2 separate regions of the Homo sapiens genome follow, and region 1 is linked to region 2. Evidence: chromatin loops called from intact Hi-C (ENCODE). Cell type or tissue: HCT116. All regions are shown on one strand.

Region 1 (8,000 bases), 81 kb before region 2:
TGGCTCCGAGTCCTGTGTCCAAGTGACAGCTGCTGTGCCATAATAATAGATCAGCTTACAATACGTAGATATAGACAGGCAGACAATAGACAATCTGTGTATGAAACAGGCTGCCTAAAAATGCTGATTATCTAAAAGCTTGTGAGCCTAGGTCATCAAAGCCATCTCACCAGGTGAGTGTTCACTCTTCCCTCAGCGGGCCCTCCCAGAAGTCATGTTAAGCAGTTTCTGACGGTATTCATATTTTAATCCTCAGAAGCCCTGGAGGCTCTCACCTCCCACTTCAGGCTGCCCAAAGTCACAGAGCCTGTGACTCCAGGACTCATCTTTCTACAAACGCTTTGGTTGGCCAGCGCTTCCTTTTACCGTCAGCCGCCCCTGCCCGGGACACTTGCAGATCAGGGGACTTTGTGGGTCTCATTGAGGCTGTATTTGCGGATTCAATTACGCATTTTTAATTCCGCAAATATTTGCCACTGCTGCCTGACCTGGAGCCTGTGTGGCCAGATCCTTTGATCGAAAGCCGTCTGCCTGTGGATCAGACCCTGTGGTGAGTGGTGACAGCCCAGGGGTGGGGAGGCAGATCACCCTGCTGGGTTGCTGGGGAAGGCTGTGTGGAGGCCATAGGGTCTGAGCAATATACTAAGACCTAGTTAAAGATTTGCAGCGAGAGAATCCATGAAACATGAAACACGGAGGCTGTGGGGGGTCGAGTTAGGACTCTGGATGGCCACATCCTGACCCCCAGAACATGCAACCACCGCCTTGTATGGAAAGGGGGCTTTGCGGATGTGATAGGGCTGAGGCTCCTGAGATGGGTGATTTTCTTGGATGATCCTGGCGGGCCAATGAAATCACAGGGTCCTTCTGAGAGGGAGGGAGGACAGCAGAGAGGGGAAGGTGATGTGGCCACAGAGCCAGAGATGACGGAAGGGGCTGCCAGCCCAGGGGTCCAGGTACCACCGGAAGAAGGAAAGACAGAGACATGGGGTCTCCCCATGCCCAGCCCTGCAGAGACCCTGAATTCAGCGCAGGGGTACTGATTTGGGGGTTATGGCCTCCAGAACTGTGAGAGAATAAGTCTCCGTTGTCTTATGCCACCGAGTGTGCGGTACGTGTTATGGCAGCCACATAGCAGGTGTGAGGAAGCTGGAGAAGGGACTGAAGATGGGGTGCAGCTGGGACCACCCTGCTGGGCTAAGGCCAGTTCTGGAAAGAGACTGAACAGCTCTCCCTCAGGAGCAGTGAGGGAGGAACCCGTGAGTCAGTGGAGGGTGGGAGGAAACGTGGGAGGAGCCTCCGACATCCTAGAAACGCGGGGGTACCAAAGCCAGCACCGGCCTGCGGGGGGAAAGCCGGCCTCTTACGCCCTGGAAGAGGAAACTCACAGAGATCCCCACAACGACACCCAGCTGTGCAGGAGGCCCACGTCCTGTCTCATTTCATTTTCTCCTCTCGGTGAACAAAAAGAGAAGAAAATGACAGGAGCAGAAGGTCAAAGGGAAGCATCGAGAGAAAGAGGATGAATTGACACCTGTGGCTAATTGAAGTGAAATCAGGTGGGGGAAAAAAGCCTACTATAAGCCCACTTTATAACCTCATACCCGTCCCCTGCTTCGGGCTTGGCCCCTGCTTCGGGCTTTCCCCCTGCTGCAGGGGTGCAGGGCCCCCTCCTCGCTCTCATAACAGTTCCCTGTCTAAGATAACGCTGCTTTTCTCTGGGCTTTCCAGATCACAGAGGCCATGAGACCCACGTCCAGAGGGCCCTAGGAGGGAGCTGTGGGCTCAGCTGGTTGATTTACTCTGGCTTGGGTCGCTGCTACTGCTTTGAGGACAATAAGCTTGGCCATCACCAGACACCAGAGGATGCTGAAGGGACAGCCGGCTAGACTATTTCATGGACTCTCTGAGCATGTCCTATTGCAGTCCAGGTACAAACTTTTCCTCCAGAAATAGACAGAGGGATGCTGCTTCCCAATTTCAGCAAAGGCAGTGGAAAGATCCCGGTCAAAAGTAGAAACTCTGGGTCCAGGCCTTCCAGCTGACACTCACTCTGATATGGTTTGGCTGTGTTCCCACCCAAATCTCAACTTGAATTGTATCTCTCAGAATTCCCACGAGTTGTAGGAGGGATCCAGGTGGAGGTAATTGAATCATGGGGTGGGTCTTTCCCATGCTATTCTCGTGATAGTGAATAAGTCTCACCAGCTCTCATGGGTTTATTAGGGGTTTCCACTTTTGATTCTTCCTCATTTTCTCTTGCTGCCACCGTAAGAAGTGCCTTTCGCCTCCCGCCATGATTCTGAGGCCTCCCCAGCCATGTGGAACTGTAAGTCCAATTAAACCTCTTTCTTCCCAGTCTCAGGTATGTCTTTATCAGCAGCATGAAAACAGACGAATACAGTAAATTGGTGCCACTAGAGTGGGCACTGCTGGTAAGATACCTGAAAATGTGGAAGCGACTTTGGAACTGGGTAACAGGCAGAGGTTGGAAGAGTTTGGAGGGCTCAGAAGAAGACAGGAAAATGTGGGGAAGTTTGAAACTTCCTAGAGACTTGTTGAATGGCTTTCCCCCAAATGCTGATAGCGATATGGACAAGAAGGTCCAGGCTGAGGTGGTCTCAGATGGAGATGAGGAACTTGTTGGGAACTGGAGCAAACGTGACTCTTGTTATGTTTTAGCAGAGAGACTGGCAGCATTTTGCCCCTGCCCTAGAGATTTGTGGAACTTTGAACTTGAGAGGGATGATTTAGGGTATCTGATGGAAGAAATTTCTAAGCAGGAAAGCATTCAAGAGGTGACTTGGGTATTGTTAAAGGCATTCAGTTTTATCAGGGAAGCAGAGCATCAAAGTTTGGAAAATTTGACTATGAGATAGAAAAGAAAAACCCATTGTCTGGGGAGAAATTCAAGATGGCTACAGAAATTTGCAGAGGTAGCAGGGAGCCTAATGTTAATCCCCAAGACCATGGGAAAATGTCTCCAGGCCATGTCAGAGATCTTCACAGCAGCCCCTCCCATCACAGGCCTGGAGGCCCTGGAGAAAAAAGTGGTTTCATGGGCCGGGCCCAGGGCCCCTGTGCTGTGTGCAGCCTAGGGACTTGGTGCCCTGTGACCCAGCTGCTCCAGTCATGGCTAAAAGGGGCCAAGGTATGGCTCAGGCTGTGGCTTCAGAGGGTGGAAGCCCCGAGCCTTGACAATTTCCACCTGGTGTTGAGCCTGCAGGTGCACGGAGGCCAGGAATTTAGGTTTGGGAACCTCTGCCTAGATTTCAGAAGACGTATGGACATGCCTGGATGCCCAAGCAAACATGTTTTGCAGGGGTGGGACTCCCTTGTAGAACCTCTGCTAGGGCAATGCAGAAGGGAAATGTGGGGAGGGAGCCCCCACACAGAGTCCCTACTGGGGCACTGCCTAGTGGAGCTGTGAGAAGAGGGCCACTGTCCTCCAGACCTCAGAATGGTAGATCCACCGTCGGTTTGCACCGTGCACCTGGAAAAGCCACAGACACTCAATGCCAGCTCATGAAAGCAGCCAGGAGGGAGGGTGTACCCTGCAAAGCCACAGGGTGGAGCTGCCCATGACCATGGGAATCCACCTCTTGCATCAGCGAGACCTGGATGTGAGACCTGGAGTCAAAGGAGATCATTTTGGAGCTTTAAAATTTTACTGCCCCACTGGATTTCTGACTTGCATGGGGCCTGTAGCCCCTTTGTTTTGGCCAATTTTTCCCATTTGGAACAGCTGTATTTACAAAATACCTGTACCCCCATTGTATCTAGGAAGTAACTAGCCTGCTTTTGATTTTACAGGCTCATAGGTGGAAAGGACATGTTTTGTCTCAGATGAGACTTTGGACTGTGGACTTCTGGGTTAATGCTGAAATGAGTTAAGACTTTTTGGGAAGGCATGGTTGGTTTTCAAATGTTGAGGACATGAGATTTGGAGGGGCCAGGGGTGGAATGATATGGTTTGGCTGTGTCCCCACCCAAATACCAACTTGAATTGTATCTCCCAGAATTCCCATATGTTGTGGGAGGGTCCCAGGGGGAGGTAATTGAATCATGGGGGCATCTTTCCTGTGCTATTCCTATAATAGTGAATGAGTCTCATGAGATCTGATGGGTTTATCAGCGGTTTCCACTTTTGCTTCTTCCTCATTTTCTCTTGCCACCACCACGTAAGATGTGCCTTTCACCTCCCGCCATGATTCTGAGGCCTGCCCAGCCATGTGGAACGGTAAGTCCAATTAAACCTCTTTCTTTTCCCAGTCTTGGGTATATCTTTATCAGCAGCGTGAAAACAGACTAATACACACTCTTTGACATTTCTTAGCTGTGTGACCTTGGGTAAGTTTCTTACCCTCTCTGATATGGCTTAAATGTTTGTTCCCTCCAAATCTCATGCTGAAATGTGATCCCCAATGCTGGAAATGGGTGCTGGTGAGAGTTTGGGTCATGGGGGTAGATCCCTCATGATGACTTGGTGCCCTCCTCACAATAGTGAGTTCACGTTAAATCTGGTTGGTAAAGAGACTGGGACCCTTCCCCTCTCTCTTACTCCCTTTCTCATCATGTGTCTCTCCCTCTGTCTTGCTCGCTTTCTTGCCATGTGTTGTGTCTGCTCTTCCTTCACCTTTGGCAATGAGTCAAAGCTCCTGGAGGCCTCCCCAGAAGCTGAGTAGATGTTGGTGCCATGCTTGTACAGCCTGCAGAACTGTGAACCAAATAAACCTTTTTTCTTCATAAATTACCCAGCCTCAGGTATTTCTTTATAGCAATGCAAAAATGGACTAACACAGAAAATTGGTACTGAGGAGTGGGGCATTGCTATAAAGATACCTGAAGATGTGGAAGTGGCTATGGAACTGGGTGACAGGCAGACGTTGGAAGAGTTTGGAGAGCTCAAAAGAAGACAGGAAGATGAGGGAAAGTTTAGAACTTTTTAGAGACTGATAAGGTGGTTGTGACCAAAATGCTGATAGAAAAATGGACCATGAAGGCCAGGCTGATGAAGCCTCAGATGGATATGAGGACGTTATTGAGAACTGGAACAAAACTCGTGCATGTTATGATCTAGCAGAGAGCTCGGCTGCCTTATGTCCCTGCCCTAGGAATCTGTGGAAGGTTGAGCTTAAGACTGATGACCTAGGGTATGTGGTGGAGGAAATTTCTAAGCAGAAAAGCTTTCAATATGTGGCCTGGCTGCTTGTAGTAATCTGAATCAGATGTGGGAACAAAGGAATGTCCCTAAGTTGGAACGTACAATTAAAAAGGAAGCAAAGCACAAAGGTTTGAAAAACTTGCAGCCTGGCCAGGTGGTAGAGAAGAAAAACACTTTTTCAGGAGAGAAATGCAGGGGGCTGCAGAGAAACTACTTTCTAGAGAGATTTTCATAACGAAAAGGGAGCCAAGTGCTAATATTCAAGACAACAGGAAAAAGGTCTCGAAAGCTTTGGGACAGCCCCCCCCATCACAGGTTCAGAGGTTTGGGAGGAAAGCATGGTTTTGGGGGCCCGGCCTGGACCACCACTGCCCTTTGCCACCTTAGGCAGATGTTCCCCATATCCTCACTGCTTTTCTTCTAGCTGTGGCTCAAAGGTCCCCAGGTATAGCTTGGGCTGCCACTCTGGAGAGTGTAAGCCATAAGTGTCGACAGCTTCCACACGGTGTTAAGCCTGCCAGGTACATAGAGTGAAAGAGTTGAGGCTTGGGAGCCTCTGCCTAGATTTCAGAGGATGCATGAGAATGCCTGGGTGCTGCAGGGGTGGAGCCCCCACAGAAACGCTCTGCTAGGGCACTACAGAGGGGATATGTGGAGTGGCAACCCCCACATAGAGTCCCCACCAGGGAACTGCCTAGTGGAGCTGTGGGAACAGGACCACCGCCCTCCGGATTCCAGAATGGCAGAGCCACTGGCAGGTGGCAAGCTCAGCCTGGGAAAGCTACAGGCACCAGACTCCAACCCATAACAGCAGCCTCATGGGCTGTGTCAAGCAAAGCTGTCAGGGTGGGGATGCCCAAGGCCTTGGAGGCCCACCAGTTGCACCAGTGTGCTCTGGATGTGAGACATGCAGTCAATGACTGTTTTGGAGCTTTGAGGTTTAATGTCTGCCCTGCTGGGTTTCAGACTTGTATGGGGCCTGTTGCTCCTTTCTTTTGGCCAATTTCTCCTTCTTGGAATGGGAATGTTTACCCAATACCTATGCCACCACTGTATCTGGGAAGTAAGTAACTTGTTTTGGATCTTACAGCTCATAGGTCAGGGATGAACTTGCCTGGAGTCTCAGATGAGGATCTGGACTTGGATTGAGTTGATGCTGAATGAGTTAAGACTTCTGGGGACTGTTGGGAAAGGGGAATCATATTTTGCAACGTGAGAAGGATATGAGATTTGGGGGACCAGAGATGTAATGATATGGTTTGGATGTGTTGTCCCTCCAAATCTCCTGTTGAAATGTGATATCCAGTGTTGGGGATGGGGCCTGCTGGGAGGTGATTGGGTCATGGAGTGAATCCCTCAAGAACGGCTTGGTGCCGTCCTCACAGTAGTGAGTTCATGTGAGATCTGGTTGTTAGAGTCTGCGACCTTCCCTCTCTCTCATGCTCCCTTTCTCACCATGTGACACACTGGCTCCCCTTCTCCATGAGTGAAAGCTCCTGGAGGCCTCCCCAGAAGCTGAGCAGAGCAGGTGTCATGCGGAACCGTGAGCCAATTAAACCTATTTTCTTTATAAATTACCCAGCCGCAGGTACTTCTTTATAGCAATGCAAGATGGACTAACACACTGTCCCTACTGTCCCAACTGTAAAACTGGGATAGTGATGCTACCTGCTCCATAGGATTACTGTGAGGATTAAACAATAGAAATACAGCTCTTGACATAAGGCTGACACACCATGGGTGCTCAGAGACTTTGGATGATGAGTGTTTTCCATGGACGGTGCAGGAGGAGCTTGAATAGAAATGAACGACCAGAGCCAGAAGCCCCTGCTCTCCTCGCCAGCAGAGAACTTCATTGCTGACACTGAGTCCACAGGACCTGCATTCCCTGCGAGGCCCCAGCCTGCCCTCATTTCCCTAAGCTTCCCTGTTGGGCTCCGTGTGAAACCCTTTTACAAACAGTGGCTTCTCTGAGTGCTGCTGAGGAATGGACCCCAGGCTCTGTGAGGAGCTTTGCAGAGGGCTTGGGCTGCTTTCTGGGAGTCTTGGTTGTGCTCCTTTGTTGGGGTCATGGGACCCACCATTAAACACACTTAGGGCCTTCCATAAAGCTACATTTGTTCATTGGTAATGAAGGGTTCAAAAACTACCCTGAGATGCTCTTCCCGGGCCTTCCATGCTGGGTCGAACTTTCTTCATTTATCCAAGTGAGGCTTGCATCGTAAAGATGCAACTCTGCTCACAAAATAGACAAGAAGACGGGGCGCTCACCCAGGGATGCCGTGGCAATGTCTGCATGTGCAAAGGTGGCACAGACATCTGTGCCATGGGTGAGGGGTGGCCTGGGCAGGCATTGGCACTGCATCTGGAGTTTGTTCTGACTTTTTAAGCAATTCCTTGGAGGTCCTTGAATGCATGCTGTTCCTAAGCATCTGTCTGATAAGCTGGGCTCCACAGGAGTCCACATTATCTTCTTGGCTGTCAGTGAACCCAAGTTTGAATGAATTTCATTTTGGTCATGCTCTTCAGCAAAGAAATGCACGTTGAGTCCTATGGGGGATAAATGGGTGTGAGGGAAAGAGCCCTCCCAAGCCACCGTGGCCTTCTGTTTGGGAAAAGGCTGCGAGTGCAGGGAAGCCAGTGGACAAGGCCTAGGCTGGCGGAAGGCAGAGCTGGGATTAGGGCTATCTTCCTGATTCTGCCCTTGTGAGGCCTTGAGGGCTAAGCCAAGAGAAACTTCTCACCAGAGCTGGGCTGAGGTTTTCTGCGAGAAATGTAGCCACAAACATCTCTTATTTATGGTGATGTTAGACGCTTTCTTACGACTTTTATTAGA
Region 2 (8,000 bases):
GGTTTAGTGGGCTAATCCCATTGTGAAGGGCAGTTTGGCATCCCCAACCCTGGCCATTCCCAGTTATCCTGAGGTCAGACAACCTGCGTATTTGCAAACATCCCAGGTCTGCCACACTGCTCACACCATGAGTTCACCCTCAGCATGTTGGTGCCCCCTTCCACGTCACAACCTCAGGGTAGGGCCTTGGAGGCGCCCCCAACTGGTCCTTGACCGGCAGCAGAGGCTGTTGCTGTCTCCCAATACCCATTCTCACCAAGAGGGACTGGGCCGTGTTCCCAAGCTCGAGCCACCAGCCCCAGCTTTCCAGCTGCAGGTGAGAGACTGTGGCCAGGTTCTGGCAGACGGGCCGTGGTTTCAGCCTGAGTGTCCTCACTGTGTCCCTTCTGCTGGTGACAGGAGGGAGAACACAGATGCGATTGTGTGCTGAGGGTGTCGCCACCCTGGCAGAAGGGCTTGGGGGTTTTGACCTGCCCTGCTGGCCCCCGCCCTGGCCTACCTGCGCCAGGTTTTGGGCGAGGGAAAGCCGCCCTCCCTTATTGGACCCTGCTTGTTCAGGTTTTCCCACAGCAGCTGGGCTCTGTGGACACCTGGCCCACCTTTCACCCCAGTTTGCTCCAAGCCTATACCCAGGCTTTTCCTTTGTCTTGCCCCAAGCAGGATTCACAGCAGATGACTAACAGGGGGTACACAGAGGATGGGGGTACACACAACAGTTGCCCCAAGTCTCATGACCCGAACCCTCCAGGGAAGTGTGTCCTCTCCCTCTCCTTGGTGGCAGCACAAGGACATGTGCTCCAGGTCGTGGGATGTGGACATGTACGAAGGCCACAGATGGGGTTTCTCTAGAGGGCCAGTTGACCAGCACTCCCTGCCCCTGCCCCATCTGTGGTCCACGAGTGGCCAGAGACCATCTAGTGTGCAAATGTGACACCAGGAGCATCTTCAGCACATCCTTCTGGCCTTCCTGGTCTGGGCCTGGCCCTCAGCAGCTGCACTTCTGCCCCCCTGCACCCTGCAGAGACATCAGATCGGACAATAATCTGTTTGGCAATTATACCTACAACTGTGTTACTTGCTGTTTCAAGACTGAACAGACATCATCTTTAAGCATTTTTTAAAGTCTGATTTTTTTGTGACGCTCTCAGGAAGAAAGACTCCACTGCTGCTGTGGCATTGTGAGGTGGTCATTGTCCCTCCTCCCGATACAGGTGGGAGATGGATGTGACACAGCCCCTCATCGGGCCGCTCTGCTGCAGTGAAGCTGTGCCTCCGTTTGCCGGGTGGCCTCTGCGTGGCTGACTCATTGGCTTCTTTCAGGATGAGTCACTCGGGCACTACCCAGCCACCGAGTGAGCAGCTGGAAGCCCGGGGTTAAGTGTTATTGACTTCAGAGCAGCAGCAGCGTGATCGGGTTTCAAGCTAGTTCCCATTGAATTAATTTTTGTGGATCGGTGTTTGAAGTTTGGGTGGGAATAATTGGCCTGGGAGAGACTCCTTGCATCCTTGCCGGGTAATGAAGCTGGAGGCAGGCGTGCGCCCCCTCTCAAGAGACAGGCTTGGTGTTGAAGTCTTTTTTGGTTACTAGACCACCTGGAGTCTCCAACTGTAGCCAGCGGGAGACAGGTCCGCGGATGGGCAGGTGGACACGGCGTTTCTGGGTCCCAGCTATGCATGTGAGGCTCAGGGCTCCTGCTGACCTCTGCCCTGCCTGGGAGACACCTGCCTCCTTGGACTCCCAGTGAGTCCAGAGCCTCTGGGTTTGTGCTGGGAGCTTGAGGGCAGAGGCTGTGGCCAGAACTGCGTGAAATTCCTCTCCTCACACACCATGGACCTCCTTGACCTGCAAGCACCCAGTGTCCTCTGGAGAATGCACCACAGAGAAGCCAGTTCATTGTGGCTTCTTGTTTTTGTTTTTCTTAATTTTCATTCTTTGCTGCTTTTAGGGTCAGCATTGGTTTTTACTGATGTTCGACAATGTCAGGGACAGGTTCTCTCTCCTTCCTCATGTAAAATGAGGGTTTCTTTATTAGGGACTTGGGGACTACCTCCCAGGAGCCAGCCTTTCCCTGGCCTTGGGGGTACCAGACTCCCTGGCCACTCGGGAAATAGCCCATGGCAGAGTCAGGGTCCATATGACAGGTGATGTTTCTGCAACGGTAACACAGCCCACCTCGCGAGGCTGATGGGAGAATCAGAGGAGCTCACGTACAGGAGAGTCCTCTGTCACCTGGAGGGCTGTGTGGGTCCTCATCATTGCCTTTGTCATTGAAGCCCTCACCACTACCCCTGTGGGGGAGATGTGCATTTGCAGGAGAACCTTGCAGAGCATCAGATGCATGGAGTGTATCAGGATCTCAGGAGACGCCAAAGAAACACGGACACGGTGTCCGATGGCCCATCTGTGCCCCCTTCTCCACTATTTGCAAAGATTAAATGACAGGCAACCATCTTTGAAACATGCATTGAATGGGCTGTTTAGGAGTTGAACATTTTCTAATTGAAAAGACTCATCTCTCTACGGAAGAGGTGTATTACTCTGTTCACGCTGCTGATACATACATACCTGAGACTGGGTAATTTATAAGGAAAAAGAGGTTTAATGAACTCACAGTTCTACATGACTGGGGAGGCCTCACAATCATGGCAGAAGGTGAAAGTCGCTTCTTATGTAGCGGGGGCAAGAGAGAGAATGAGAGCCAAGCGAAAGAGGTTTCCCCTGATAAAACCATCAGATCTCGTGAGACTTATTCACTGGCATAACAGTATGGGGAACAACACCCCCATGATTCAATTATCTCCCACTAGGTCCCTCCCACAACGCATGGGAATTGTGGGAGCTACAACTCCAGATGAGATTTGGGTGGGGACACAGCCAAACCAGATCAAGGGTCTTGCTGGCTCGGATGCGACTCTGCTCTGTCTGTTCCCTGAGTTTTAAATCAGCCGTCCTGTGGTTTGTGCACAGCTGAGGGTCTTCATGCAGCAGCCCAGGCTGCCTCCTGGGCAGGGTCAGGGTCAGGGCAGTGGGAGGGGGATCTGAGCACTGGAGATGCCTGCGTAACCCATGCAGGCCATGGGAAGTGCCCCGCATGGCGCCTTGTTGGGCACCTGAAGGCCCAAGCCAGAAACTCCCGCTGGACTCGGGGGCCTGCCGGTCAATGCTTGAAGAAAGGGGCTTTGGGAAGCCCACTGCCACCCAGGCCCCTTGTGCCCACAAATCCTGATTGTTCTGGTAACTGCTCCCTGGAACTTCAGTCCACAGGAAATATCTACCTTGTATGTCTATTTTATTGCTTTCAAGATCCAATTTTAAAGCCAGTGCCATACTAACCTTCTGCGTTTTGATTTCCTTGTCTGTTGCCTCACCTGGCCAGGAAGGGAGACTCCAACTGAAGACGCCTGCCCTGGCCCCCGGTTCTGGGCCCAGACCCCTACCAGGTACCGGAAGAGCAGAAACCCAGGGTTCTGCTGCCCGAGGGGGACTAGCGACATCTAGTGGTAACATCACCCAACTACAGCCACTTGTTTCCTGGGTTCCAGAACCTCAGGGTCACTCAACAATTTACCCGGTGCCACATATGTTTATTACAGCACTATTCACAATAGCAAAGACATGGAATCAACCCAAATGTCCATCAATGATAGACTGGATAAAGAAACTGTGGTACATATACACCATGAAATACTATACAGCCATAAAAAGGAGTGAGATCATGTCCTTTGCAGGGACATGGATGGAGCTGGAAGCCATCATCCTCAGCAAACTAACACGGGAACAGAAAACCAAACACCACATGTTCTCACTCACAAATGGGAACTGAACAATGAGAACACATGCACACAGGGAGGGTAACAACACACACAGGGCCCTGTTGGGGAGCTGGGGAAAGGGAGAGCATCAGTATAAATAGCTAATGCATGCCAGGGTTCATACCTAGGTGATGGATTGACAGGTGCAGCAAACCACCATGGCACACGTTTACCGGTGTAACAAACCTGCAAATGTATCCCAGAACTTAAAATAAAGTAATAATAATAATAATTCAACAGGTGCTGTGCTGGGGCTTTGAGCCTGGGCAGATATTGGTCCTCACAATCTTATTTTTACCCTTCCCTTATAAGCTAGAGATTTACAAATGTTTCAGAAAGAAGCTTTGAGATTGTTCAGTCCAACCCCTTATCATGCCTGACTCCAGGCTATGGAGTCCACACTGGGTGCCTCCCAGTCTCCGTGGACTCCTTCAGTGGCAGCAGACTCACCTGAAGATCTCGTCCCCATCTCACAGAGTGGTGTCGAGGCTGGGGAGGGTCTTGGACCATTTACACTCTCATTGCACAGATGGAAGATGGACCATTTACACTCTCATTGCACAGATGGAAGATGGACCATTTACACTCTCATTGCACAGATGGAAGATGGACCATTTACACTCTCACTGCACAGATGGAAGATGGACCATTTACATTCTCACTGCACAGATGGAAGATGGACCATTTACACTCTCACTGCACAGATGGAAGATGGACCATTTGCACTCTCACTGCACAGATGGAAGATGGACCATTTACACTCTCACTGCACAGATGGAAGATGGACCATTTGCACTCTCACTGCACAGATGGAAGACTGAAGAGTCAATGGGAGTGGAGATTTGGTCATACTCAGTGGATTTGTGGCTAAGCCAGGCTGAACCTGAGTTCTCCTTGATATTAGCCTATAGTTCTTTCCTCCAGCAATATATAGTAAAATATTAGAACCTTCCTTTTCTTCTTCCTTTCGTCTCTCCCTCCATCTCTCCCTCTTTTTTCTCTCTCCCTTCACCCCTCCCTCCCTTCTTTTCTCCCTCCATCCCTTTCTTCTTCCTTCTCTCCCTTCCTCTCTTCTTACCTCTTCTCCTTCCCTCCCTCTCTTCTTCTGTCTCTCCTTCCCTTTCTCCTTACATCTTTCTTCCCTTTTTCAACAACTACCTCCTGACTTCCCATTTTACGAACCCCTACAGACACTGCATAGAGTGAATGTGAACCATCGCAGGGACCTGGGACCTGGCATTCCTGTGGGGAACCAGTCAATGCAGAAACAATCAGAGGGTTCCTCCCCCACTGCCCCATCCACCAAAAAAAAAAAAAAAAAAAAAAAAAAGGCAGGAGGCCATGAGGAAGGTGATGGCATCATCACATTCATGGTTAAAAGGGGCAGAACTCAACATGAACTGGTTTGAACAAACAAAGAGAATGGCTGGTGGCCTGGGGAGCCCAGGATGGTGGGCTTGGGCACCCAGACTCTGACATTAGGGCCATTTTTGTCTGTCTTGTGGCTCGGCCTCTGTCTCCCAGTTGGCACTTTCTTTCCCACTCAGGATGCTGCTTGTGAGCAGTGAGGGAGGACTGGGCACCACCCTGGTGGGCACAGCCACAGACACAGCAGGTGGGCCATGCCTCCAGGTACACCAGAGGAAAGTGAACTCACCTCTCCTAAACCTGCATATCAGATCCCGGGGAAATCAGTAGGGCTGGCGGGCCTTCTAGGTCCACCTGGAACCTCGACTGTGGCAGGCCTTCAAGATGCATCCAGGCCACTGCCAGCACTGCAGCCAGGGGGTATGCGCAGCCCTGCCAGGAACCATGGGGGCATGAGGAGGGAAAGCCGTCTGCTGGCAGAGAGGATGCTGGACAGATGCAAAGACCAGTCCCATCTTGGGGCTTCAGAAAGAACTTCTAACCAAAGGCAGTCGGATCCAAGACCTGAATAAAGTTGTCTCAGTCAAGAGAAAAGGGTGCAAGGTGGAAAACAGTGATCCAGCGATGGGAATGGCACACATCAGAGCTAGGAGAATAGTGGGCCAGCGATGGGAACGGCACACATCAGAGCTAGGAGAATAGTGGGCCAGCGATGGGAGCGGCACACATCACAGCGAGGAGAATAGTGATCCAGCGACTGGAACGGCACACATCACAGTGAGGAGAATAGTAGTCCAACAACAGGAACAGCACACACCACAGCGAGGAGGGCCGAGGGCACATTCCGACCACGTGCAGGAGGCCGGTGGGCCGGGAACTCACCCAGAGCTGTATGTGGGGAGGTGGGAGAGACAGGCTGGATGGGGCAACAGGAGCTTGACTGCGGCCTTTCTAGTCTGTATTACCCATTTGGGACTTTATTCACAGGGTGACTTGGGGTGTGGACAGGCTTTAAGCACAAGCAGGATCTGTTTTTACTTTGATCTGGTGAAGATCATTGTGGTCACCACGTGAGTGGAGGGACCCCGGCAGTAGGTAGGAGAGTTAAGAGGCTGTTGTGACAATCAGAATAGAAATGACGGTCATGGCACCAAGGTGTTGGCTGGAATTCAAGTCAAATAATACGGTCGTGATTACTTTGAACCCATTTCAGGGCCAGAGAACTCAGGATGCAGATGGCTCAGGCCTTCCAGAGGTATTTCATCTCTTTTGGCCTCAATTTCCTTGTATGAATTGAGAGCATTAGAATTGATAATTTCAAATATTCTTTTTTTCTAAAATTTTTAAATTTCATACTCTATATTCAACAATAAGAAAAGGCCCTTGCTCTTCTATCCAGAAAGCAGGTGTTAATAGAAATGAATGTGTGATTCTGTTCTTTCTTGTTGGTCAGGCCTCTTCTGGCCTTTCTGGAGAAGATACTAAAATAACATTTCAACATTAGTTGCACATCAATTCCTTTGTATTAAAATATCCATAATATAATCAATGTCCAAATTATTTAACTCTACACATCTCAAAGCAACTCTTCATGCAGAAACATCCAAACAAGTTTAATCCCTCATCTCTGGACCTCCTCACACAGGGGGTTGATGATGCCCTCAGACCCTGCTCCCGCGTCAAGACCCCAATTACTCCGTAGCCGAAGCCATTTGCCCAGAGCCAGGTGGTTCCTGCGGTTAGAGTCAATATTTGCCCAGCACTGGAGTATGCAATCGTGACCTGCACCCACTGTTTAAGAGGCAAATGGCAAGCAATGAATTTTGAATGGGTGAGGAGGGAGAGAGCCTGATCTGCATTTACTTACGAGCTTTGGAAGTGCAAGATGTATACTCTGAGTTCTAACTTCTTAGATTAAATGTTGGCTTTTTAAATCAAAAGTAAGCAAATCCTATGTAATATGCCTGCCATATATTTATTACAACGTTCTTCAGAAGCAATTTCCATACTGATATGCTGTTGCCGGGATTATTATTAAAGAGGTAAGAAAAATGGAGAGCCGGAGATCAAGATTAGATTTTTTCAGAGATGGAATGACAAAATGAATGGGGCATTAGGAGAACATTACCAAAGCAATAGAGTTTAAACCATTAAACAGATAGATGTCAATTGAAAGATGCCGGATAGTTTGTTTTTTAATGCTCCTGTCCTCAAAATCATAAGGCTGGGGTTTTACAGGCTGTAGTTTTAAAACATCTGTATGGGGCGCTTTTTGTGTGCTGTAGGGAAATGAATCAGTTTGGAAGCAATGCAAATTTTAAGAATTATTGTTTATTCTTACTTTGCAATTTGAAAAAAAACCACAGCAAAATTATGAGATAAGGTAATAAACAGAAATGAACCTTCCACCTTAAATGAGCACATTGAAACATTTGCATCTAACTTTTCCACTTATTTGTGGAAGTGAACCGTGACAGGTAGACGGAATCCTCCGCAGTCCTCCCCGGAGTTGCCGCGATCCACCACTGAACGCAGGGCCTGCGGAGTCCACACTCCCCTGCTTTCGTCAGGCGCACGCTAGAGGTGGGGCTACGTGTTTGCCCTGCATAGGTATGATTCACTTAGTCATCTGCATACTCGAACACGGATAGTATGTTCTGGACTTGGCTTTTTCTGGAACTCTGTGAAGCATAGAGAACGCAGGAAAGAACCCAAATGAACGCAGCCCTCCCCGCGCTGGGGAACATGAGTTTCCTGGGGAACCATGTAACAGGTGTAACACAAACCGGGTGGCTTAAAACAACAGACATTTTTTGTCT

Evidence for each region. Hi-C counts contacts between places; a loop is a spot of excess contacts. Peaks named below come from ENCODE experiments on the same cell type or tissue, not always from the same donor. Only the 100,000 strongest peaks of a DNase experiment are listed, where the experiment ranks them.
Region 1: a loop joins it to region 2, with 14 times the contacts of the local background. A loop is called at or near these places in 3 of 110 quality-filtered maps.

Annotation. Positions count from the first base shown.
Region 1 is chr5:2,067,413-2,075,412 of GRCh38, forward strand. It overlaps LOC105374618 (a long non-coding RNA gene), which reads left to right. Exons shown (of 13, transcript NR_171679.1): 4 at 257-550; 5 at 1,471-1,559; 6 at 1,732-1,931; 7 at 4,187-4,240. Among named protein-coding and RNA genes, the nearest start is that of CTD-2194D22.4, 180 kb to the left of the region's middle. RefSeq lists enhancers at 293-876, 877-1,458. In HCT116, no CTCF peak of the experiment used is centred here; a DNase peak (open chromatin) is centred at 3,589; H3K27me3 peaks cover 1,290 bases.
Region 2 is chr5:2,148,001-2,156,000 of GRCh38, forward strand. No RefSeq gene overlaps it. Among named protein-coding and RNA genes, the nearest start is that of CTD-2194D22.4, 260 kb to the left of the region's middle. RefSeq lists an enhancer at 5,357-5,526 and a cis regulatory region at 5,442. In HCT116, a CTCF peak has its summit at 3,496 (motif pointing left); DNase peaks (open chromatin) are centred at 1,351 and 3,451; H3K4me3 peaks cover 797 bases; H3K27me3 peaks cover 1,507 bases.